3 separate regions of the Homo sapiens genome follow, and regions 1 and 3 are each linked to region 2. The links are chromatin loops, found by intact Hi-C in ENCODE. Cell type or tissue: PC-9. All regions are shown on one strand.

What was found. A loop is a pair of places that touch in the nucleus more often than their neighbours do. Peaks named below come from ENCODE experiments on the same cell type or tissue, not always from the same donor. Only the 100,000 strongest peaks of a DNase experiment are listed, where the experiment ranks them.
Region 1: a loop joins it to region 2, with 7 times the contacts of the local background. A loop is called at or near these places in 5 of 110 quality-filtered maps.
Region 3: it touches region 2 in a loop (7-fold over the local background); 7 of 110 quality-filtered maps call a loop at or near these places.

Annotation. Positions count from the first base shown.
Region 1 is chr14:54,171,965-54,179,964 of GRCh38, reverse strand. The region is part of intron 4 of LOC105370507 (a long non-coding RNA gene); the gene reads left to right. Among named protein-coding and RNA genes, the nearest start is that of BMP4, 220 kb to the right of the region's middle. RefSeq lists a silencer at 1,780-2,074. In PC-9, CTCF peaks have their summits at 4,243 and 4,447 (motif pointing right); no DNase peak of the experiment used is centred here.
Region 2 is chr14:54,248,279-54,256,278 of GRCh38, reverse strand. No RefSeq gene overlaps it. Among named protein-coding and RNA genes, the nearest start is that of CDKN3, 140 kb to the left of the region's middle. RefSeq lists an enhancer at 3,500-4,699. In PC-9, no CTCF peak of the experiment used is centred here; DNase peaks (open chromatin) are centred at 2,528, 2,938, 3,738 and 4,068; H3K4me3 peaks cover 552 bases; H3K27ac peaks cover 4,329 bases.
Region 3 is chr14:54,309,177-54,317,176 of GRCh38, reverse strand. No RefSeq gene overlaps it. Among named protein-coding and RNA genes, the nearest start is that of CDKN3, 84 kb to the left of the region's middle. In PC-9, no CTCF peak of the experiment used is centred here; a DNase peak (open chromatin) is centred at 4,806; H3K27ac peaks cover 2,607 bases.

The DNA of each region.
Region 1 (8,000 bases), 76 kb after region 2:
TCTCCAGACTTTTAGTGTATAGTGTTAGAATGTCTTAATGGAGAGCCTGGAGCTGAAAGGCCCTGTACAACTTCTAGGTGGAGAAACCTAAATGGAAGGAAGGACTTGTGCCACTGTGATTTCCTCCTGCAAATGAAATGTAATTTGTACAAATAATCAAACTCTTCTTTTTTCTTTACCAGATTTGCACACCATATATTCAATGACAAGTCCTCTTGAAAGGTGATGGGAAGTGTTATTAAATTCCAAATATCTACTCCTCATCTGATAAAGCCATTCTGATGTTTGCAGTATGAATTTGATTTGCAGTTAGAATTCCCCACATTGAATACAAATCCCAAACAGCAAATTCAGCTCTGAATCTCTGGAAAATAGCATGTAATGGGTGGATCGATCCAACTAGAGTGTAAATTTGAGGTGCCGTGTGCTTTATCTGAGCATTAACAATTTATTCAGACCATTTTGTGTCCCATTTCCCACCCAAGCAAGTTGAGAACACTACATTTGCTTTTTACTTTTTTCCCTTCATGTTATGACACAAAATCGTTTCTCCAGTTTCAATTACTTTGATGATTGCAGCAGCAATGATTAAGAGAAAATACATCTTTGAAAGGGGCAGAAATATGGTAAGCCTTTCCCACTGATGGTAGCTAAAAAGCATATACTAAACAACTACAGAATACCCAGCACATTGATGGGTGCTGTGTGGTACAGAAAGAAGAAACAAGCCCCATAGGAGCTCACTGCAGACATATCTGAGTGAAGGAGTAAAGGGTTGGAGCTCAGGAAAGGGAAAAGCATATCATCATCTCATTGCTGGACTCTGATCCCTTAAAGCCCAAGTTGAGGAGGAAGTGGTCAGAAGAAAAGTGTATTTTTAGCCCCCTCCCATTTTAGAGACATTCTAAGATGGAGCTAGCAGGAGGAGAAGGATAGATATGGGATGGCAAACTGGTTTATTTGCAATAGGCTGGTTTTAATTCTCCACAGTAGTGAGTTTGAGGGCAATGCAATGCAAAGGACAACTTATTTATTTAATGTTAGGTTATAAGCAACCTTGAAGGCAAAAATCCTCCTCTTTTTGTCTTTTTATTTTTTTTTAACCCTCCATAGTATCCCGTCCAAAGGCAGCAGGTAAGTGGTAGGGTCCAGCCCTCAAAGAAGCTGATATTCTCCACCCACCTCCGTATACACTTGTAAGTTGAGAGCCAAATCCTCTGTCAGACACATTTTCCTTGTCAAATCATGCCCGTCCCACCTCACTGACACTGATAGTCCTGGGAGCCAATTCTGATGCCAACCTGTGTTGAACTCCTAGATGTGAGTGCACTTTCTTGAAGGGCAGGTTGGGCTAAAACTTGACCTTTGGGAGCTTTGAGAGGTGGGAAGAGGAGCAGAGGGCTGCCGGGGAGAGAGAGATTTCCTGGTTATTGCTATAGGGAGTCTGTTTACTTGCCTTCAAGGGTCACAGGCATCTGAATGGACTTCTCTGGCTCTGCTCTTGGGTTTGATTTCAGAGGACTTGGTCCTGTGGAATTCCACTCCCCATCGACCCTCCCCTTACTGTTAGGTATGGGACTTTTATTCCACAGTTATGACTCAAGCCTTCCTGAGGAGCACTGCAGCTTTCTTGCAGCAGCAGCAATTGGAAAGGCTGTTTTAAGTGGAGTTTACTGTTGTTGTATAAACCTTCATTTAAAATTGACTATAAAGTGTTTCTGAACCTGCCAAACACGCATTAAAATATTTTGCTCCATTTATGCCTATGTGTAACATTTGGTTTCTAAAAAGCTTTAATCAGTAATCTTCAAGTAGGAAGTTATTCATCTTTATTGCCAGTCGGTTCTCAGTGGTGGTCGTGGCAACAATCTTTTTATTGCTTCTGTGTTTAGTTGTTCTTTGACATGATAGAAGTCAGCCGCAGTTCAATGAGCTCACTATTTGTGCAACTTAATTGCTTGCTTCCTTCAATACATACTAAATTTTTCCTTTTATGAGCAGGGCTGTTGGAAAAATTAAGCTTAAGGATATAGCCATCCACTTTTAATTAACCTCCTTCCCAAACACATTAGTAAAATAGGTCAAATAACTGCTGAGTGCTAAGTGTACTGTTACTAAGGTCCTCCTCGGCTGAGAAGTGAATCCTGTATTAAGTGGACAAATATTGGAGCGTTGAGTATTTTCTGGAAGCCATGATGACATAAGAATAATGCTTTATAACAGTATTCTCTGCTGCACCATCTCCTCTAGGTTGTATGTATGGTTTGACTTTATCTGGCTCTACCATGGTTTTAGGTTATTTCGTTACATCTGTGTGAAATAAATAAAATATTTCTTTGGGTTTTGTTTTGTTTTTTGCTTTCTAGGTTATTGCTTCTTTTAAAGGGGGACCCAAAATTCAGCTTTTCCTTTTAGTAGTAACCCTGCTCTTATTTTGATTCACAATTCTTAGAATAATCTGGATATGTATAAATGCTTGTGATGAGTACAAAAATATGCTCAGTGAGGGAACTAATCTATCAAAATAGATTTATATAGAACTCTTATAATTCCTCTCCATGTCAGGGTTATATTCAGATGGAAAATCACTTTAATTGCAGCGGTGAAGGGCAGATTGGAGCTTTGCCAGCTTGACAGAAAATATTTTGAAGTTTATAGACCAAAAGAAAAAAAGAAAACGTGACAGTTTCCGAATTTGGCAGAAGGCAGGAAAATGTCAGGATATAGTTTATACTTTTAGAAAGGGGAACACAAAAGCAAAGACAATTAAAATGGGAGAATGTGCCAGATAGAGCTAAAGGTGAACATTTGTGATCTCTGTCCTCTATCTGCAGTTCCATGTTTAGCCTTTAAATGGGAGTGAGTGAAGAGTGAAGAGAAAAAGGAAACCCCCTCAACTGAATGCCAATAGACACAATAATTTCTTAAAAATGATTACTCAGTTATAATCTAATCTAAATCTTGCAGATTCATAGGTAGAGAATCTACGTTTCTCAAATAATCTGTTCTGATAAAATGACTACGTTTCTCAAATAACCTGTTCTGATAAAATGACTACGAGTTGGGTCAATACTTGTCCAGTGTATTTGTACCTCCTGACTTGGGTATATTTTCTGCATTAAGCTTAGTTATTGAGAAGCTTCTTGCAGCACCTTTTTTTCACTGTCGCATCAGAATGTCAGCGAATTGATGATATTCTGAACAGAATTGATGATGAAATGGTAAACTTTGTGGATCTTAGTTCGCCCACCTGCTAAAGAGGGGTAATGACCCTGTGCCAGTCTACACCCCAGGGGATTGTTAAAAAAGTTGATTAATCCTTGTCAGGAGTCTTAAGGCAAAAACATTTTCCCTGTGCCTTACTGTACCCCATCATGATGAGGCTTGCAGGAATGACTTCTTATTCGTTAGTTGTTAGTTATTTCTTTATATATATATATATTTTTTTTTTCGGAGTCTTGCTCTGTTGCCCAGGCTGGAGTGCAGTGGCACGATCTCAGCTCACTGCAACCTCAGTCTCCTGGGTTTAAGTGATTCTCTTGCCTCAGCCTCCCAAGCAGCTGGGATTACAATCACGCACCACCACACCTGGCTAATTTTTGTATTTTTCTGTAGAGACAGGGTTTCACCATGTTGGCCAGGCTGATCTCAAACTCCTGACCTCAAGTGATCCGCCCACCTCGGCCTCCCAAAGTGCTGGGATTACAGGCATGAGCCACCGCGTCCGGCTAGTTGTGGGTTCTAAAGGTTATTCTCTCTTATCTTTTGCCTGGTTAAGGCCTAAGATGCGAATGGCGATTGTTGACACATGGGAAATAGTTGAACCATCTGAAAGGTTAAGTATGGGAAGGGAGCACTGCATTTTCACATGCCTGCAGATGCTCTGGTGCCTGTCATTTCTGTGCTGGTCCACAGACTTCAGGCTGGGGTGGAGAGGGAGACTGTAACTTTTGGTGAAGGAAGAGCTGCTATGAATCAAAGTCAAGGGACTGAGTTAATGCTTTATTCCTGTCTAAACAATTAAGATGGCAAATTTCATACCTTTGGAAAGTTGAAAATACTTGTCTAAGAAAAGAAAAAAAAAGTGGAAGTCTAGGATTGACAGGTACGAGGAAATAAAGGATTTTGGAAACTTTCTGAGGCATTTAGTCTTGGTAATCATTTTTTTTTTGTATTCTTACACAGAGCCCTATTGCCAAGCTGCCTGAGGCAAATTTGCATGTGTTAGGTTTAACTCAGGCAACTTAGGTTTGCCTTTAAAATAGCCAAAACTTTGCCTCAGCATATGTTGGGTCATGTTAACCCTTCATGAATTGACATTTTGCTCATTTCATGGATTTGTCCACTATGGCTGTGGCTTTTCTAGCAGTCATTGGTAGACTTTAATTAAACAAATCCCGGAGGGAGACCTTGGAGCCACAAAAATACTTTCTACAACCAGCAGGTGGCACTGTGGATACTACAGTGGTGAAGAAACTGGGATATAGGAGGCAAAGATGAAAGCGGGGAGAACTCGGATAATGAGATAATATAAGCTAGTCTACAGATCTTTGAGAGGTTAACAGGGCATCTCAGAAAGCTATAAACCAGTCTCTGAATGTGGAAGGCTGCCATGGATTTGCCTTATAAGAACATTTCTCTGATTTTTAAAGTCTTTCCAGTGATACAATTGATATCTGCTTAAATTCTACTTATATGCTACTGCCCTGAGTTGAAAAACAAACTTGAACAGAAGATTTTTAGGTAATTTTAGAAATAAACATTTACACATATTCTAAAACCATAGCATGTAAAATAGGAACTCAAGCCTGGTGTATATAAAGTATTAAAAATTACATTTCATGCTTAGAGAATATTATTCACTAAGGAAACATGTTAATTTGATTTATTTTATTATATTAAAGAGATAGTAAGGACATTTTCTTGACCTGCATTAGCTTCTGCATTCTTTGTTGTCTATGATTCTCTTTAAGAATTTATTTGAAAGAGACTTCTGTAAATCAACTTTTATAACATACTTTTTGGGGTAAAGTTTGCTTCTTTGGAAGTTCATGTAGTGATTTATCTAGGTAATCAAATTGAATTCAGAGGTGGCAACGATTATTTACTTCCAAGTGAAATCTTCTTGAGATAGTAGGAATTGTCCATACTACCAGGGTTCTTTTGTGAGGGTTGGTGCTTTTTTCTTTTTTCCTGAGACATCAGAAGAAAACTTCTTTTGTAGCTTAGACCAGAGGCAGAGGCAGGTCCTGAGAAGGAAATGTAATTCCTCTCAATAAACATTTCCTAAGCTAAGGCCTCTTGGGAACACTGGCCTTTCTGCAGAAATGTGGACTTCTCTCCCTGACAAATTTATGCTCTCTGGGGGCAGATGTTTGAGCTACTTTTCCTCTCTGCCTCCAGCGGTAGAAAACAATTGTGTCCCTATGCTGGTGGAGTCCATTGTTCCAGAGGAAAGCTGAGGGGTTTGTGAATATGTGGAGGACTGCTGTAGAAATCAGTAATAGATTGATTATCGCATCCTACCTGAGGGCAAGGAACTGGGGATGGAAGTGGGAAGAGGAACAACAAAGCTAGATTTAGGATAAGGTGGCAGAACTTGAGATCTGACAGTGGCAGGTCAGAGTCTTAGGGGCCAGTTATAGTGACCTTAGACTCTTGCCCAAGTTCAGAACCTTACATGTTCTAGCCTGCCCGGTCTGGTGGGAGCTGAGGCAGCCATCTGGCTGAGTTGCTGAGGGAGGATGCTGTGAGTGGTCTCTCCACGTGACTGGAAAGTTTGACCAACTGAGGGGACCCAGGAATGGAAACCAGTTTACTGTATATTCAGAAACAGGGATATTTCTGATTCACCAGGGCAGGCCTCTCTCCTATTTCTTGGAACAGATTCCCTTCTTCTGAGTCTGGAGCCTGGGCAGTGCTTGAGCAGCAACAAGGAGCATAAGTTTCCTGTCACTTCCTCTTTGGCAGGTTGTGTCTGCAGACACTGGCTCCCATACCCCATAATTACTTTTTCACATTTTTTAATATAGTAACACATGGTTGGGCTTGTGGTGGGGGAACCAAGTGATGCCTCCAGGCCATGAACACTATAAATAACTTCAGGGATCATTTTATACGGTTAGGGAAGGAAGCAGCTTCTTTCTTAAGAAATAGCTTCAAGCAAAGAAGCAGGATTTAGGAACAAATAACTTTTATTTTCAAGAGCCCCTTTGCCTTTTCTATTTCTCTACAGATCAGCGATCTTATTGGTATTAATTTGTCTTCTCACCAGCCTTTCTTATACCACTTTTCAGCTTAGAGTGGTGATTGTAGCCATCTCGTCATATAGAGAAAAGTACATACATTTTGTTTATGAATGTGCAACTTTGAGCTTTGAGCTATCAAGTCCATTTTCCAAGGTTTGCTTATGACTCTGAATTCCCTAACAGGCACCCATGTACAAGCATATGTGTTGACTGAAGACCCATGTTATTTAAAGGGACTTCAATAAGAAATCTAGAAATAGTTCCTCATGCCTCTGACCATATTTTTAAACCACCTAAGGCAGCCCAATCTTAGAGTTTCCTGGGAATAGTTATTTAGGACATTTGTTGCAGGGACTCATGTTTAACAATCTTCATTGTCAGGAAGTTCTTCGTTTTATATAAATTTCCAATGTATTTAAAATGTTTTGCTTCTTTATTCAGTAGAGGTTGACAACAGCTTATTATGATTAGCTTTCAATAACTACCTTTTATGTGTTTCAATGGCCTAGTTTCTAAACTTGTACATAATTTAATAATTAACACCTAAATAAGAACAACACTACTTTCAATTTAATAAAAGCCTAATAGAAAAGTATCTGTAGCAAAAATATTCCAAAAACACTTTCTAGGTTTCACTAGAGTCTGTATGCTTTTGCTTGACCCATGTTTGTACAAATTTGATCCTCACAGTTCATTTCTAAAGCAGAGCAAGTAGTCTGGATTATCTTTGCATTATATGTAATATTGCTCTATAATATATTTACATTATAGGTAGGCAAAGACACTAGCCCAATGACAGAGATACAAAAAGGACCACAACTGTCCTAGGCATTAGAATATGTTTCTCTCTTAGTGACATTAATTCACTGAAATAAAACTATATCGATAGGCAAATGGGTTCATTTTACTCCTTGCATCTTGCATAAGTGTTGCATAATCATCTGGGACCAGGGACAAAAACTGCAGTGATAGGCAAGTCTGCGGGACTGGGCAGGAGCAAATGGGACAGATGCCCAGGAGGGATATATGGGGAAAATCAAAATCTATAGTCCTTAGTCGCTCTGGACTAATATTTGCCAAGCTCACAGGGTACCTGGCACTGTGCTCTGGATTTCCAATATAAATTTCTTCTCTTGCAGAAGGAGCTATCATTTTACTTCTCTCCTAAAAATGTGTTCTTGTAGACAGTGGTGGTTCCTTCATCAGAGGGCTTGACCTATAATGTCTCTGGCTTGTGTGCACCTAATGCTGTGGTGTTTGCATGACTGAGGAGTCACAAAGAAATTGCGGTTGAATGTCATTTCCAACAAATAATACTGTTTGATGATTTTATTTTAAAGACTTCTTGAGTGCTGAGAATCTGGTACAGCATATGTTTTGATGTGGTGCAGTGACAGCCACAATATCTGTCAAAAGGAACTATGAGAGATTAAATAGCAGAGTGCTTTTCTCTCATGATGTAGATGTAGCAGTACTTGCGAAGGAAAAAGCTTGTATTGTTTCTTGGACCCATCCCCTACACTCCTACACCGACCCTGTGAGATTAAGTAAGCTGGCAGCAGAACTGCAAGTTCTTGTTAACCATACATGCCCCAAGGCCCTAACACAAACAATCCCTATTATAAAATAAGACCTTTACAAATAATATTTTCAGAAAATACTTGTATTTGTTTTCTGCCATGCTGCATTTTTTGAGATGGTTACATGCTTACCTTAGGGAATGGCATGTCGCCAAAGCTAGAGGTCTGCCTG
Region 2 (8,000 bases):
GTGCACGCTCAGGAAGTTTCTTCTCCCTGGGGTCTGCCTTTAACTAACACTTTAATATTAAGACGTGTGGATCATCAGGAAATGGCCTCTCCCTGGCACTGGCTGCCAATTTATCACTTTTAGAGAGGCAATGAGATAATAGCAGAACCATCACCCAACATTTCTAGTGGGTGGAGGCAGAGCCCTCTCCTGCCTTGCTCATGCCTTTCTATCTACCTGTGACAAGTTGAGGGAGAATCTTGGAGCCAGATCTTGGGTTGTCCCAACTGTCACATGGGCTGGGTGGCAGGCTTCTGGAGGTGGACAAACAAGCCAGGAAGGGAAATGTGCTCCATTTCACAGCTGTCGGCAGAGCCTTGGGCCTCCAAGCCTACCTTGAGCTTCAAATAAGTCTTGACAGCACTGTCCCTTGGGAGTGGGATCCCCAACTCCATTCAAAATACTCCCAGAAACTCAAGAACACAGAATAGTTCCACTATTTCTAGTAACAGGAGGCATTAAGGCCTCCGCAGGCCTCAACACAGCTTTCTTGTTACTCTCTTGCCTGGGTAGAGACTGAAATAGGAAGTGGGGTGGAAATCTCTTTGCTCCCCACTGCCATGAGCAACCGGTAGTGTTAGACATAGTGTTAGAGACATTGAATTCTTGCATAGCAATACCAACGGTGAAAGCTGGGAACAGGAGAGTCATGTCAGTGTGTGGATGAGGGTTGTTTGCCCTAATATATTTCATTTTTAAATTTTTCAACTGATTAGTAGTCAACCTAAAAATGTCGAGATTTCCCATGAAAATCTAGAATTCTGGTTTCTCTTGAATCCTTGGTGGCTCTGAGAGGAGGGGATGGCATTCTCAGAAGGAGATGGCTGTCTGAGGCCATGGCTGTCCCCTGGATGCTGGCGGTGTGCTTGCCCACACACAGTTCCCAGACTCTCCAGCCTGTCTGCCTTGGCCCTGCTCACACATCTTCCTGCCTGCCTCCAGGCACATGATGGAATTCGTAGGACTTAGGAAGGCCTCTCTTTCACAGGTACTGGCTTTTAACAATTAGAGGATGTTCTTTCACGCAAAAATGTCTTCTCTCTTTCAGAATGTACTGTTGACCCTTGAACAACACAGGTTTAAACTGTGAAGGTCCACTTATACATGAATTTTATCCCATCTTTGCCACCCCAAGACAGCAAGACCAACCCCTTCTCTCCCTCCTTCTCAGCCTACTCAACATGAAGACAACAAAGATGAATGATCCACTTCCATTGTATGATGTTCCTCTTCCACTTAATGGATCATAAGTATATTTTCTCTTTCTTATGATTTTCTTAATAACATGTTGTTTTCTCTGGCTTACTTTATTGTAAGAATGCAGCATATAATACATGTAACATACAAAATATGTGTCAAATGACTGTGTTATCAGTAAGGCTTCTGGTCAACAGTAGGCTATTCATAGTTAAGTTTTTGGGAAGTCAAAAGTTATACACAGATTTTTGAGTGTGTGGTCAGGGTGGCAGTCAGTACCCCTAACCCCTGCATTGTTCAAGGACCAACTGTATTGCTTTGGTGTAGATGTCCATGAAGTCATATATACCTTAGTGACCAACGTGAATTAGTTTGTCAGATGATACCAAAAACTAGGACAAGGGTGGGCATAAAGGAAAAAAAGAGGAGGAGGTCTCAGTGAAGGACCTTGTGCTCATTTAGCATGTGGGCTGAGGACAAAGATTGGGCAGAAAGTACAGCAGAGCTCCCTCCCCTACATTCATCTGTTTGAAGCCTCTACCCAGGCACATGAATAACAAGAAAGCTGTCTGGAGGCTCGTGGAGGCCTTGATGTCTCCTGTTAATAGAGATAGTGGAACTGTTTTTTCTATGTTCTTAGGTTTCTGGGCATATTTTGAGAGGAGGGAAAGAGTTATAGGGTGACTATAAAGGGAATAATTCTGCAGATAGTTTTGAGCAATGCCATTACATAAATCATCTCTATTTAGTCATCTGAAAGAGCAAAGAGGACTATTTTAACTTCAGCTCCTTTTAATTCTCCATACAATAGAGGTACTAAGGGTGTTAGCAGAGTGGCCAAAAGTCAGGGAGCTTGAGTGAGGAGGGGAAGAAGGAAAGGTCTTGGGCATCCCCTGACTTTGAGTCCTGGACCCTGGCCCTAAGAACAGCCACACAGGCCTTTCCCCACAGCCTTGTCAGCCAACATCCCCCCAAACTGTGTCCCACTTAAAATAATGAATCCCAGAATCCCTTATTGGATTCAGCCAATCCACATGGTGTGGTTCGGCTTTTAAGAAGAATAAATCAACATTTAAAGCCTGCCTGGATTTATTGTAAACAGTCTCTCTCCACTAAAAATGGCCCACAGTGTGATTTGGCCCCGTGCTAGGATGGTGGCTCCATTTTGGAGCCACATTTGCCTTTAAAATAACACAGCCGTGAGCAAATGCACCTCACTGTTGGCTGCATGCATGTTTTCTTAGGAACTTGAAAGGGCTTCTCTCTGAGTCACCTTAGCTGCTCTTCTGAGTCATTTCTAGGGTTGAGAAGGAGAATGACAGAGAAGGGAGCAATGAGGCTGGGTGAGCAGCAGCCTCACTGTTGTTCTTGCCTGCTGTGACCTGTGACATGTGCTCAGATCTCCTCTGGCCTCGAGGAAACCCCTGGAAGGCGGTCTTCCCATCTACCAGGAAGGAGTAGACAGATTTTTCTACCAGTGCAAAAGGGTGTTCAGTGTGTATTGCAGGTTGCCCTGTAGCCTTCCCAAGACCAACTTTCCAAGACTGCCAGGCTTGATCCCCTTTGAGGCTGGTCCCAGGTGGGGGTGGCCTTCACCTGCAGCACCCATATACTCTGTAGCCAGCACAGGGAGGCTGCCTAAATCTCCTTACTTACCTATGAGGTATGCATAGATCTGAGGCTTGAGTCATGGTGGAACTTGTGACCTATCCCTGATCCCACTCTTTGTTTGTGATCTGGAGGCCCTCTCACATCCCCAGTTTCTGATAGAGTCTTTGCCTCAGTATCTGACTACTGCTCAGGCATATTACAAAGACATTACCTACCTGGTGAGATTTCTTACTAGAAATATGTTTTTCCAGTTAATGGTTCCCTGGAATCCGAATAGGTATATTTTAACATTGGCTTCACTATTTGTTAGTTTGGTGAATTAGGGCAAATTAACTTAATGTTTTGAAACCTCAATTTCTACAACCATATAACAGAGATTGCAATAGTGGTAACTAACTTCATAGGGCTGATGTGAGAATTAAATGAGGTAGTCTCTGTAAAGTACTTATCAGGGTACCTAGAACCCATTGAGTATTTAGTAAATGTTCCTATTATTATATCTTCATGAATGTAGAAATTAAGATGCACTCTTGAGACTCCCAGGGCATGACTGGCCCATTGCAAAACATCATAGCTACCATGAACATCTGAGTCTTCATAAGTGGACCTGGCCTTAAGTCCTCCTGGCAGGTGTATCATGCTGATCTCATGGCTGGTCTGTTCAGGAAGTTCATTGCTGGCTAAGGGAAGAGCTCCCCTCCCAGAGGCACATGGGCATCCCCTGGAGAGAAGATTCCAAATTTTCCAGCCAGTCTTCAGTCAGCTCTTTGGACCCAGGATCTGAGGCTACAGCAGTATTCAGACTTCTTAAACTATTTGAATAGCTGCTTCCTTCTGCATCCTTGGACACATTAAAAGCAGTGTACACATAAGACTCTTTGGCTAGTGTTCCCAAGCTGAGTCAGATTCTGGGTTGAAGGTGAGACACAAAATAGCAAACAGAAGCAAGGCAGACAGGCACTCACACCTGGGTGCTAGGAATGAACAAAACAGATGCCCAGAAAGTCGGGAAGAATTTGTCTGTGAACACAGAGTCTTCTGGATTTACCATTTTGATTCCAGCAGCTCCTAGAAGACTTTCAAAGTGAAGGAGTGCCCCCTTAGGATTGCTGAAGTGACCAAGCACCTGTGTGGGGAGCCACACCCAGCCATTCCTAAGAGGACTCTGATTTATGGAGAGAGGGATTCAGAGCTCAGCTGCATTCTTGTGGCTGGGATCAAAAGGGCTTTCTCACTGACCACAGATCATATCCCGGCAATTCTCCCCAGACAGAACATTCCTGAGAATGAATGTGGTCTTGACCACAGCCCATGGGGTGGAGTAAAACTGGGAGGGTACATACCTGGGAGGATGGCATTTTTAATAGTCTAAAACAAAGGTTTATGTACCCCCAGACCAGATTTGGAGAACGTTGTACTCTCCCCTTCTTGCCTAGGCATAACCTGTTTAGTGGAAAATGAGCTAAACTGAATTTTCATCCTGACAGATTACTTTACTTCTTTGGGACTTAGTTTCTTTGTTGAAATGGGAATGTTTGATTCTAATCAGAGGGACCATTTTTAGGTGGTTTGCCACAGTCCTCACCTTTCCATATTGTCTCATATATGGCTTGCTTCACTCCTTTCCAGTACCTCTCTGACCCCATTAAGAATTTGAATTTGTAGCCTCTGGACTGGATAATCTGTAAGCCCTTTTCCCCTCACTTTCCAGCTGCAACATTCTTGAAAATCATAGTTATGAGTAGACTATTTAAAATAACTGTCTAGTTGAGATGTGTATGTGTCTTCTGGAACGAGGAATGGACACAGCTGGGACTGGGAGTGGGGTGCCTGCTGGTGGAGTCATGTCTGGCAATCCCAAAGCAGAAAAGAGTGCCAGCGTTAAGTGGGAAAACCTGCCTACGGGACTGACACATCCAAGATAATCCACTGTTTGCTTTTCCAGAGTATTCTCAAGAGTTGGCTTGCTCACTTGTTCCAGGGCAACTTGTCCCTGAAAGGGTCAGCAAAATTGTGCTTTCTCCTTTGACGGGGTGTGTGAGCCTGGCAGAGAGAAGAAAGGGATGAGGGATTCTGAACTTTCTTCTGCCAGCCAGCATCACTTATGTGAATTTCAGTTGTCTATGTCTGTAATAAGAAGGAAAAAAAATGCTCAGTATAATTGGATCTCCAAATCCAAATCCATTTTGGAAGATACTGTACCCAAAATGAGCTGGTATAAGGCAGAGGGGGCTGCCCAGGCCTCCCTTTGTTTTTCTTCCATTCCTGATGAAGTCACAGCCAAGAATTTTGTTTGATGAGGAAGTAAATTATATCATATGTGTAGGTCTTTAGAGATAGTACCAGCCATATTTGAAGGACTTTTAACACAAACATTAATATTTATATCTGGCCTGTGGGTTCTATTTGTGGCACAATAGCCTGAACTTAGATAAGAATCCTGTAGATAAGAAGAAAGTTTATGCTTTAGTTAATGAGAGATTTCTCGCCTGCCCTTCCTAATGGACTCAGCAGTTGGCAATTACGTCGTGCTGATAACTGGCCTCTCTCGGCTCCCCAAGCATGGAGCCAAGAGAAGGGGTATGGTGGAGGGGGCTGATAGACAGGGAAGAGTCCTGTAGAGTAAAGAGAATATTATATGATAAATGGCTCCTAGCTCACAGAGTGGTATCCAAAACTCAAGAAAAAGAATATTCTGAATACTGAACCATTAACTGAGGGACAAGATCTCACTCACAAGCTGTGGACACTGGAAAAAAGAACAATGTATGGCTCTGTATCATCCACCATTTTCTTACATGTGTAAGTACATTTTTTTTAAACAGCTTTCTTCCTGCACAGAGCTCATTAAATTAAGGAAAGTAGGCTACTCATTTGGGGAGCGGACTCTGACAAGTACCGAGAGAGGTGTAGCCTCCTTGAAAGTTCTAGAAATCTTGTGGATTAGAAAAAACTCTTTCAAAGCAGGCCTTGATGGTTGCTCATAATACAGTGGAGTGTCTATAATATTACTGGGGCTTAGAGAGACCCTGAATATACAGGAATCTTTTACCTTCTTAATAAAAATACCTTTTAAAAAATAAAGTGGTTATGTTAACTTTTAGGGATATGGATTAGTCACTTGACTAATTATATACTGAGTTTATCAATGTAGTTGCAAATATTCAAAATTGTCTTCAATATAAAATGTTTTTAATTTAGAAATACTGCATTGTTCACTCTCATAGTTTAAGAAACTAGATATTTTATTAAAACTCTTCACCCCTATCTGTGACATATAGGCCTTCTTTCTAGCCCTGTAACACAATTTATCAGAACACATGGTCCTCACCTCTGTCTGTTTCAGAGATAGAGTGTTTGAATCTGTGTATGCCAAGCCACAGTTTGCCATTTATATAACATTGGGGAATTATTTTGTTTTTCATTTATTTTCTACATGTATAGTTGTGATCTGCACAAATGTAACCTTTACTCTACGACTTCTTAAAATGTTTTTTTAAAAGTTCCTTTGAAATGACACATAATATTTGCAATTAATCTGGGTGAAATTTCTTTGTCTCTCCAACTTTTTAAAAAGACCAGTTCTATCAGGTGACTTCTATAAGTATTCTAAATTAGTTTGATTGTGTTCTTTTAGTCTAATTATTTAATTTTTGATTAAATAATGTAATTGAGAGTATATCCCATAATATAAAGTATACATAAAGATGGAAATATAAGATTACATCCTTAACAGTTAACTTTGGGTTTTAAAAACAGGTGCCTTATATTTGGGTATCTATATAGTATATATTTTAACATATTTTCATTTTTTATTGAGTTGGTTGATGTGGCACTTTGCTGCAATTTGGACACAAATCATGAGATTAATTATTTACTAAGATCCACAAATATAAGTGATATGAATGTACACACAAATGTATATTGGGAATTGTTTTAAGTTCTATGTGGGTCAAAATAAGTAAGAATGTCCTGGTGTTGAAATATTCATGAATTTGTTTAACAAATGGCAGTTTTTATTCTACATAATATGAATTTCTCTACTTAAAATGAATTCTATGGAGCATCGGTTTCTTGAGGTGTTCTGAGAAAACAAAAACAAAAATAAAACCATGGCCAAATAAGGGTAGAAAAAGCTATATACTGGGTTCTTTACTTAGATACTTAAAGTGCATGTTAGCCTGTTAGAGGCTCTGAAAGTCCTACAGGAAGTAAGTTGTTTTTAATCCAGTGTTTTGCTAATAGTTTCCACTATGGAACCTTCTGTACAAAGCAATTATTAACATTTTGTGAAACTGTAGTTACCTGTGGCACTCACTTTCTCTCTCTCTTTCTCTGTCTCTCTCTCTCTCTCTCTGTCTCTCTCTCCTTCTCTCTCCCTCTCCCTCCCTCTCCCCTAACCTTTCAAAAGCAAAGAGGGAGAAATGCGGAGGGGAGATGCCTCATAGCACCTGGGAGGGTGCCCATGTCCTTGAGGGAATATGTGCAGGCACTTTAAGGCGCAGCTGGGAAGAAGAGCAACAGACAAAGTCAAGCATTGGGGAACATTTCCTTTGATAAGGGGGATCTTATTATTCTGTGTGCCCCTTGGGGGAACTGGGTGTGCTGGACCAGGCTGCCAAGCGTGTGTGTGCATGAGCTCTGGGGGTCCCCTGAGAGAGCCCTGGCTCTCCTTCCTAACAAGGGAGACCAAGAAGTGTAGCCCCGTCACTCCTGAGAGGGCAGGGCTACCTCTGAGCAGGCAAGAGTGGTAACTGAGTAACTGAGGGATGGTTTCCAGGGTCTCATGGGGTGACATGACTCAAATGCTCTATTATCTTTGGACCAATCCCCCACCAACCCCGATCTCAAGAAAACTGATACCAAATTCCTAAAAAGGAATTTTGGAAACCCTGTTTAAATGCATGGATTACTGTTTTTTTGTGACTTAATGAAAAATGTTAAACCTTGTGGGTGGAGGGCCCTCTCCTTAACGTAGAACAACCTCCAGCGATGGCAAAAGAGTGGCTTGGGTCACTCTACCCTGGGTGACTGCATCAGGCAGAGAGTGGTAGGAGCACAGCTTTAGCCAGGGACATCCCCAGCAGGCCGGGTGGGGAGTGCACGATCACAAGGAGGAGAATGGATTATACGTGACAGCCCAGATGAGGGCT
Region 3 (8,000 bases), 61 kb before region 2:
GGATTTTGTGTATCACATTAGAATAATAGAGAAAATATAATACTAGTAAAGCGCAGTGGGGACTTACGGGCAGTGCTTTTCCTCCTTCTTCCTTCTGTTGCAGAATTTTTGCTCCTTAGTTCAGCTAAAACTGGGTTTTGTCATACAACCAGGAAACATTAGGAATGCGGACACATTGAAAGGGTGAGTAGCGCGGAATTTATTGGGAAAAAAAAAAAACTCTCAGCAAAGTGAGAGGGGGTCCTGCTAACAGGCCCCCACCTCAGATGGATTCCAGGTCACCACGCATGAGCCGAAGAGGCCAGGCCCCTCGCCCTTGCACAAGGTGTGACTTCCCGTGGCTCCACCTTGTTCTCCCGGTGCGCAAGTGGATCGGAGATTCTCTGGGGACCCTCCCCCTTATCTGCCTCCTGCATCTATCACTTCTTTCAGGATTTCTAAAGTAAATCTGTAAGATAAAATTCAGGGATGGTAAAAAAGTTTTTGATGCTTTAACAATTTGGAAATGAGTTACATATTCATGGTAACTTTTAAATTCAATTCATTGTGTTAATCAAGCACCTACTAAATGCCAAGAAAAAAAGTAAGTACACAACTCAATTCTCATTCTGAAGCGGCTTACAGTCTTGTCAGAGCTGCTTAGAATCCAGGCAGAGTGGAGCCTGGACACAAAACCTGGGCACAAAATGACAGGAGATGCACAGGGACATGCCGAGATGGCATGATGCATGTGTGTAAATGCAAAAGTGACCCAGTGATGCTGAGAGGGAAGGAATGACAGAAGTGAAGGCAGACAGGGACCACGAGGCCTCCGGGGAGGTTTTCTTCCCCTTACAAAAAGGTCTCAGGAGAGCAGTTGTTCACTGCTAGGCTTGGCACGTATGGAGACCAAAGATAGAAGCAAATGGTGTGAACTGCATTTCCTTCCTCCCTGATGGAGGGTGGCATCAGCTGGAAAGATGTTCACGCTTTGCTCCAGGAAACGACAGACCTCACTGATTTTCAGTGAACACATCATCAGGCCACCAGAAACTGTGACCAGATCCCAGGCTTCCAGGCCTCCACGGCTCCAGGAGACCATAAGCTCTGGGGGGACAGCAACTCAGTGTTTTTGTTTATTCTCCCTGGACTCCCAGAGCGGGGCTTTGCTCGTGGCCTGTGGCTGATTTCGGCTGGTTGAATTGCATTCGTTCTGATGGTACATTTTAAATGTGAGGTCCTGGGATCCTTCCATCTTTCAGTTTAAATGTCATCACTCAGGGAGATCTCTCTGGATTGCCCTACCTAAAGTGATCACAACCTCCCTTATTCTTCAGCACAGCGTCTTGTTCATTTTGTTCATGGTGCTTTTCACATACTGTTTATTTTGCTTACTAATTCTGATGAAGAGAGCAGCCCTCTATAATAAGACAGTATTATATGTCAGTAGTTTTGGGAAAAGTTAAAGTTTCAATAGGTTTTTAGCTCTCCTTGCAAATAGCCTTCTGGAAGTTTACTTGTGTACGACCATGGGTCTGCTTCCCTTCCTTTACTGAGTATCACAAGGTCTCCTCTTTTGCACCTGAGTGTCTGGACCCCAAAGCCTTTCTCTAAGTGGTGCTCAGGGCTCTTTGGAGTAATTTCGAGGCAGCCAGCCTCTGGGGTGTGGTGGTCCCAGTCTCTGGGCGGTGAGTACTCTTGTCTGTCTCTGCAGTGCCCTTCTCATTAGTGACAAGACTGTATTTCACATTCTCAGTGTATGGTCTCTTTTTTTCCACTTCAAGATATTTGGTATTTAATATCTGTCTCTGTTGCTGGATTAGACACCCCATGAGGGCAAGGACCATGTCTGCCTTGCTCTTTATTATATTCCTAGGGTGTAGCATAGTGTCTACCCCATACCAGGTTCTCAGTCAATATCGATCATTGCTTCTTCCCATTCCTACCAGCCACATTTTGCCTCCTCCATCTTCCAACACCTGTGTAGCCTGCCCGAACTTCCCGAATTTGAAGGGTAAAGAGGGAGTAGAGGTAGAGCAGCTTCTTCTCGTTCTTCTCCTAATTGCTAACAAGCTCTCTTTTGCGGGGTTTGGGGAAACAGTGGAGGAATACAAAAAGTTCCAAGAGAGTCTTTTCCTTCCTCCCCACCCCCGAGCACGCAATCCAACCATTGCATTTAGTCTAGTGGCTATTCTTGAAATCAGCCTCTGCTCCTCTGGAAGTCTCTCGCCCGGCTCCCTATGTGGGCTGTTCTTGTTCTTGGATGCTTGGATTGCCCTTTATCTACTCGCCATCTGTGTAAGGGGATCCTGCCAAGATGATCAGATGTGAACTCAGTGCCAGAAACATTTTAATTAATTTATGGTGATAAAATGCGAAAAGAAAACCATTGAGGAAAGCCTGGGCCAAAGAAAATTAAACATAAGAGGAAACAGAGAAACTGGGGCCGTGTGGTCTTAGAAGGGAGGGCCTGGTTGGCAAGGAAGCCAGCAAACTCTTTCTTTCTCTTGCCCTCTTCACTTGTTTAAGCAACACGCAAGTGGAAAAGCTGCAGAGGACCTTGTGGCAGGGACTGGAGGGGACAAGGGAGATCACTGAATAGCCTGCTATTGGCCTGGACTTCTTGATTAGGGCACTTGAACATGGGTGTGCAGGAAACATTGAGAGCAAGGCTGCAGGGTTGCAAGCCTCCCTGTAACAGGGGCAGCCAGTGTTTCTCAGGTGAGCAGAAGCGGGAAGGTTCTTAAGCTGCAGCTCTGAAAAAGCATCAGCACGTGTTTAAAGAAGTCACTAGAGTAAGTTTGATTTCATTGCAGTCTGGCGTACAGTTCTTAGGGTAACATCTATACTGAGAAAATACAGAAGAAAACTAGTATTAGCTAGCTTTGCCCCTCCTAAGACAAAAACAGGCCAGCAATGTTTATTTGTAGGCTACTGGGTCACTTGACTTATTTGAGATGTCGATTCAATTTAGGTTTCCTTTCTTTTTTTTTTTTTTTATAGGAAATAACTACTCAGGGTTGAAAAAGACAAACTTTTCAGTTAGTCCTTCCCATTGAATTTTAGAAGAAGACAAAAGAAAACACTTGGGAACCAGCACACAAGAATTCAGTCAAAATAAGACATTATTTAATTCAATAATTTAGTTTCTAATGTATTTGCATATTACATGTCCCTATAGATTTGATGTCTCAATCTAACTGGTGCAATTAAAAAAATAGACTCTTAAAAGCAACTGGGAGAAGAATACAGCAGTCAAAGAGAACAAAAGGGGACACATTAGCTGAAGAAAAAGAAAGAAATGAGAGAAACTTCTCAGTGATTTGAAAAAATCTATAGCACACATTACCTATTTGTCCTAATTAAGAGGGAACTATGTAAAATTGAATAAATAAATTTATGTTGAGCTCAGCAGTAGATTATTTATACAGCTGATTTAATAGGATAATAGAATTTTAGAGCTGTGACTTCATACTGTGGGTCTGAATCAGAACTGCCTAGATAGGTTTCTTCTTTTTTTAAAAAAATGTATAGGATTGTGTCGTACTTGCCAGGATTTATGGGGCTGGCCTTGGGATGTGCATTTTGAAAAAGCTAGCAGGTGAGTCTGACGTGCATTCCTATGCATCCGTTCATCACTTATGCAGTGCCTACCAGGGGCCATAATACTATGGTGGGTGCTGGAGACACTATGGTCAGGGAAAAAAGACATGGTCCTTTCATTATGCATGTATGGTTTGTGGGTAATATGCACCTTTTTATTTCCAGCTAAAGACCTGATTACCCTGAAAGTTGAGTGGCCCTTCTCTGGATCATCCAGTTAGGTGGTGGTAAACTGGAATGGAACAATACCCTAATTTCCCACTTCTTATTTCCATATTCTTTCCACTAACTAGTCTTGCTGATTTTCAGATTACATTTTGTTTAGGCTTATATTGAGATTCCAATTGTACTGGAAAAAACAGCTGGGTTTAGATTTAGGTTCAATTCCTTGCTCTACTATGTATAAGCTTTATGATATTGGGCAAGTGAATAACTTCTAGCAGTCTTGGTTGCTGTATTAGTCCCTTTTCATGCTGCTGATAAAGACATACACAAGACTGGGTAGTTTATGAAGAAAAATAAGTTTAATGGACTCAGAGCTCCATGTGGCTGGGGAGGCCTCACAATCGTGGCAGAAGGTGAAAGGCATACCTTACATGGCGGCTGGCAAGAAAGAATGAGAGCCAAGTGAAAGGGGAAACCCTTTATAAAAACATCAGCTCTCATGAGACTTATTCACTACCACAAGAACAGTATGGGGAAACACATGGGAATTATGGGAGCTACAATTTAAAATGAGATTTGGGTGGAGGCACAGCCAAACCATATCAGTTTCCTCATCTGTAAAACAATCATACCTACTACATGCAGGTGGAGGGTAAGGATATGAATATTTGATGAGGTCATATAAGCAAAAGAATCTAGTCCACTGTCTAGCACTTTGGAAGATCTCAGTTAGTGGAAGTTCTTTCCAGTTCTTTATAGGAGGCAACACACCCAAACTTACTGGGTGTTGCTGGGGTGGGGCATGTGGGGAGCCATCCTGGATACTGGCAGAGTGGCCCAGGGTGGTCTTACCCTTTGGAATAGGCCAAGTCAGTGTTAGGTCCCCTTGGCATCGGGTGTATTCTGCCCATCCAAGCAGCAGTGGTATGCATAGGATGCCTGGGGCTGGTCACCGGGGCTTACAGCAAGGAACTGGAAGCCTTTCCAGAGCAAGTCAGAAACTCAGAGCTAGCACAAAGCAGTGGCAGTGATTTCAGAAGCCTCCCACTGAATGCTTTCTCAATTTCCTGTGCAGACCTGTCAGCTTTGCCCTAGGGGCATGTTGTGGTTACATTCCAAGGTTGCCTGCTGCTGGCCAGCTCAGCTTCCTTGGCCACAGCTTGAGTCTTCAGTGAGTTTCCCCACTAGAACAGAAGTCACCACCCAGACTTGTTCCGTGTACCAGCATCAGATAATGGGATTGAATTAGAAAGAAAGAAATGAGAAGAAATTGGTTGGATCAAGGTGGAGGCATAGGTACCACAGCAGCAAGAATCAGATTTATCATGTACTTCTCCACGCTTTTTCAAATCTTTATTATTTAAGAGAGCATATGACCCCTTCTAGGTATATAACCAAGAGAAATGCATGTATGGGTTCACCAGAAGACTTATAAGAGAATGTCCAAAGTAGCAGTATGTGTAATAGCCCCACACCGAACACTACTCAAATGCTCATCAACAGCAGGATGGATAAATACATTGTGTTATAATCACACAACAGAACGTTATGCAGCAACGAGAATAAGCAAACCGTAACTACATGAAACAACATGGTTGCATCTCACAAACAAAATATTACAGGAAGTAATATCAGTAATATCAGGAATACAGTAATAGTAATACAGTAATAGTAATACAGTAATAGTACAGGAAGCCAGATGTGCAAGAGTACATACAGTGATTCCATGTATACAATGTTTGAAAATAGATAAAACTTACCTATGATGTTAGAAGTCAGGATAGCAGCTGCTTTTGGTGGGGGATAGTGACTGAAGGGACATCCAAACGAGGTTTCTGCGGGTGGGGGTGCTGGTGGTGGTGTGAGGTGCTGCTGCTGCTTTTTTTTGAGGCAGAATCTCACTCTGTTGCCCAGGCTGGAGTGCAGTGGTGACATCTCAGTTCACTGTAGCCTCAACCTCCTGGGTTCAAGTGATTCTCCTGCCTCAGCCTCCCAAGTAGCTGGGATTATAGGCATGCACTACCACACTCAGCTAATTTTTGTATTTTTAGTAGAGATGGGGTTTTACCATGTTGGCCAGGCTTGGTCTCGAACTCCTGACCTCAAGTGATCTGCCCACCTCGGCCTCCAAAAGTGCTGGGATTACAGTTGTAAGCCACTGCACCCGACGTAATGTGCTGCTGCTTGATCTGGGTGTTGGTTGCATGGGAGTGTATGGCTGGAAAATTTATTGAGGTGCATGCCTACAATTTGTGTTCTTTTGTATCTATATGTGGAGCTTCAAATGAAAAAAGAACGTAATAATGTCTTTGCACCCTTATCCTCATAGATTGCAGCCTGGAATGGAAGCCTGCATTGTGATTTTTCCACCAGTGAAAGAGTTAAGTAATACTCAGCATTTTCTTACGTCTGGCCCAAAGTAGGCACTCAATAAATATTTGCTGAATAAGTAAAGAATGGGTGCTACAGCACAGTTCTAGACAATCCTGACACCCAGCTGCATTCTTGCCCCAGATGATGGGAAATAAATTAGATTGAGAATAAATTTTGTATCATGATAATAAATCCTTCTTTTTTTTTTTTAAAAAAAGGAAAGGATCATAGAAGCTATTAGGTAAGGATGCCACGGAATTTAAAAAGGTCTCCTAGGGACATTTCTATTATCAGGGATTTTCCTTATCTAAACCATTGTGGCAGACATTTAGGAGGGAAGCCTCAAACCTCCTGTGCGCCATCTGGCTCAAATCCACATGTGCATGCATGCGGGTGTCCTCCCTGGCAGTGGAGAGCAGCCCAGATGTACTGTGAGGGGGGCCTCCTTGTAAGGAGCTCCTCCTCTGTTCCACAGCCCCTGGGAGGCCTTCATCAGGTTCAGTTCAGTTGGATCTTTGATGTCATCTCCATGTGAATGCTGCATGATCATTTTCTCTTGGTCTTTGATGAACAAAATGTGAGGGGAGATGTTTGACCTGGGGGCATGGCTTGTGGCAAGACAGGAAGTGCCTCATCTTGTTGGGGTACATAAAAGGGCAATTAAAGGGTACCGCTAACAAGTACACACCTACTCACGGGTCTGCCAAGACTCTTTCAGGAAGTGTGACAGGGCATGAGCACAGAGAAGAGGGGCGGATCTGAGGCAGTGGCGACTCAGATTTCCCTACCTCCAGCCCGAGTGGAATCTTAATTCAGTCCTCCACACCCTCTAGCCAAACCCGAAAATCAGGAGGCCAAAAGTGACAAGCGTTTGAGAGACAGCTTAAGCTACATAAAAGGCTGGTTGAAGTCATTTTCCCATTAGAAGATTGTGGATGGGGAATGTACAAACATGCATTCCAACATAGACCAGTGCTGTCCCCATTAAACTTGGATTTCGCTTCCTTTTTTAAGGCTCAGGAAACATTATGCCACACAAGTCAAATCCAACGAATAGTACAATATTAAGAAATGTGTACCTTCTGAAACCAGCTTCCAAAGATGGGACTCTTGTCTGTAAAGATAGCTGCCCTTCCCTTGGCCCTGATGAGAAGGACTAAGAAGCCTTGGTTTTAGGGAGTGACTTCAGAACTGGGTTCTTTACACCGGTGTTGAGTGGTGGTGAGCTAACACACTTGGATGGAACTGGAAGCCCTCTGCCTGGGATCTCTCAGAGACTTGCTTCCCTCTAATGAGGAAGTTGCCTAATCGGTTCATGTAACATGGATATCTTTGTTTTGCTCAAATATCAAATACCAATGACATTTTCTTGGACATGAAGTCAAGGAGTGAAGCCCGCCTTCCAAGGGCAGTCTAGTTCAGAGGGTCTTGCGGAGTCTGTCCAGAGGATTGGACACCCCGGCTCTTGGTGCTTGGGTCTGACTCTCAGCCCTGGATGTCATCCTCAGAGGACAGTCATCTTTAGAGTAAGAGTTGTTGTGGGCACTGCTGAGGGGCTGGGGTGATCAGCCTGAGGGAACAGGGCTGGGTGAAGTGGAGAGAAGAGCCAGGACAGTTGGGTAACGCAGGCTTTGGAACTACCAGAATAGGCTGAAAGACCCTAGGTGTCGAGAACAACCAACAAACATACATAGTCAGCATTAAGCCCTGGCTATGGTACTGATAATCCTTCTCCGCTTCTGCTTCTAATGCTGCCACCTCTAGACCCATTTTGAGGGTGACAAAAAGCCTGCCCTTTTATTTATTTATTTGAGAGAGAGAGACAGAGAAAGAGAGAGAGAGAGATTGGTTGTAAAGATCCCTGCAAATCTCACTACGTG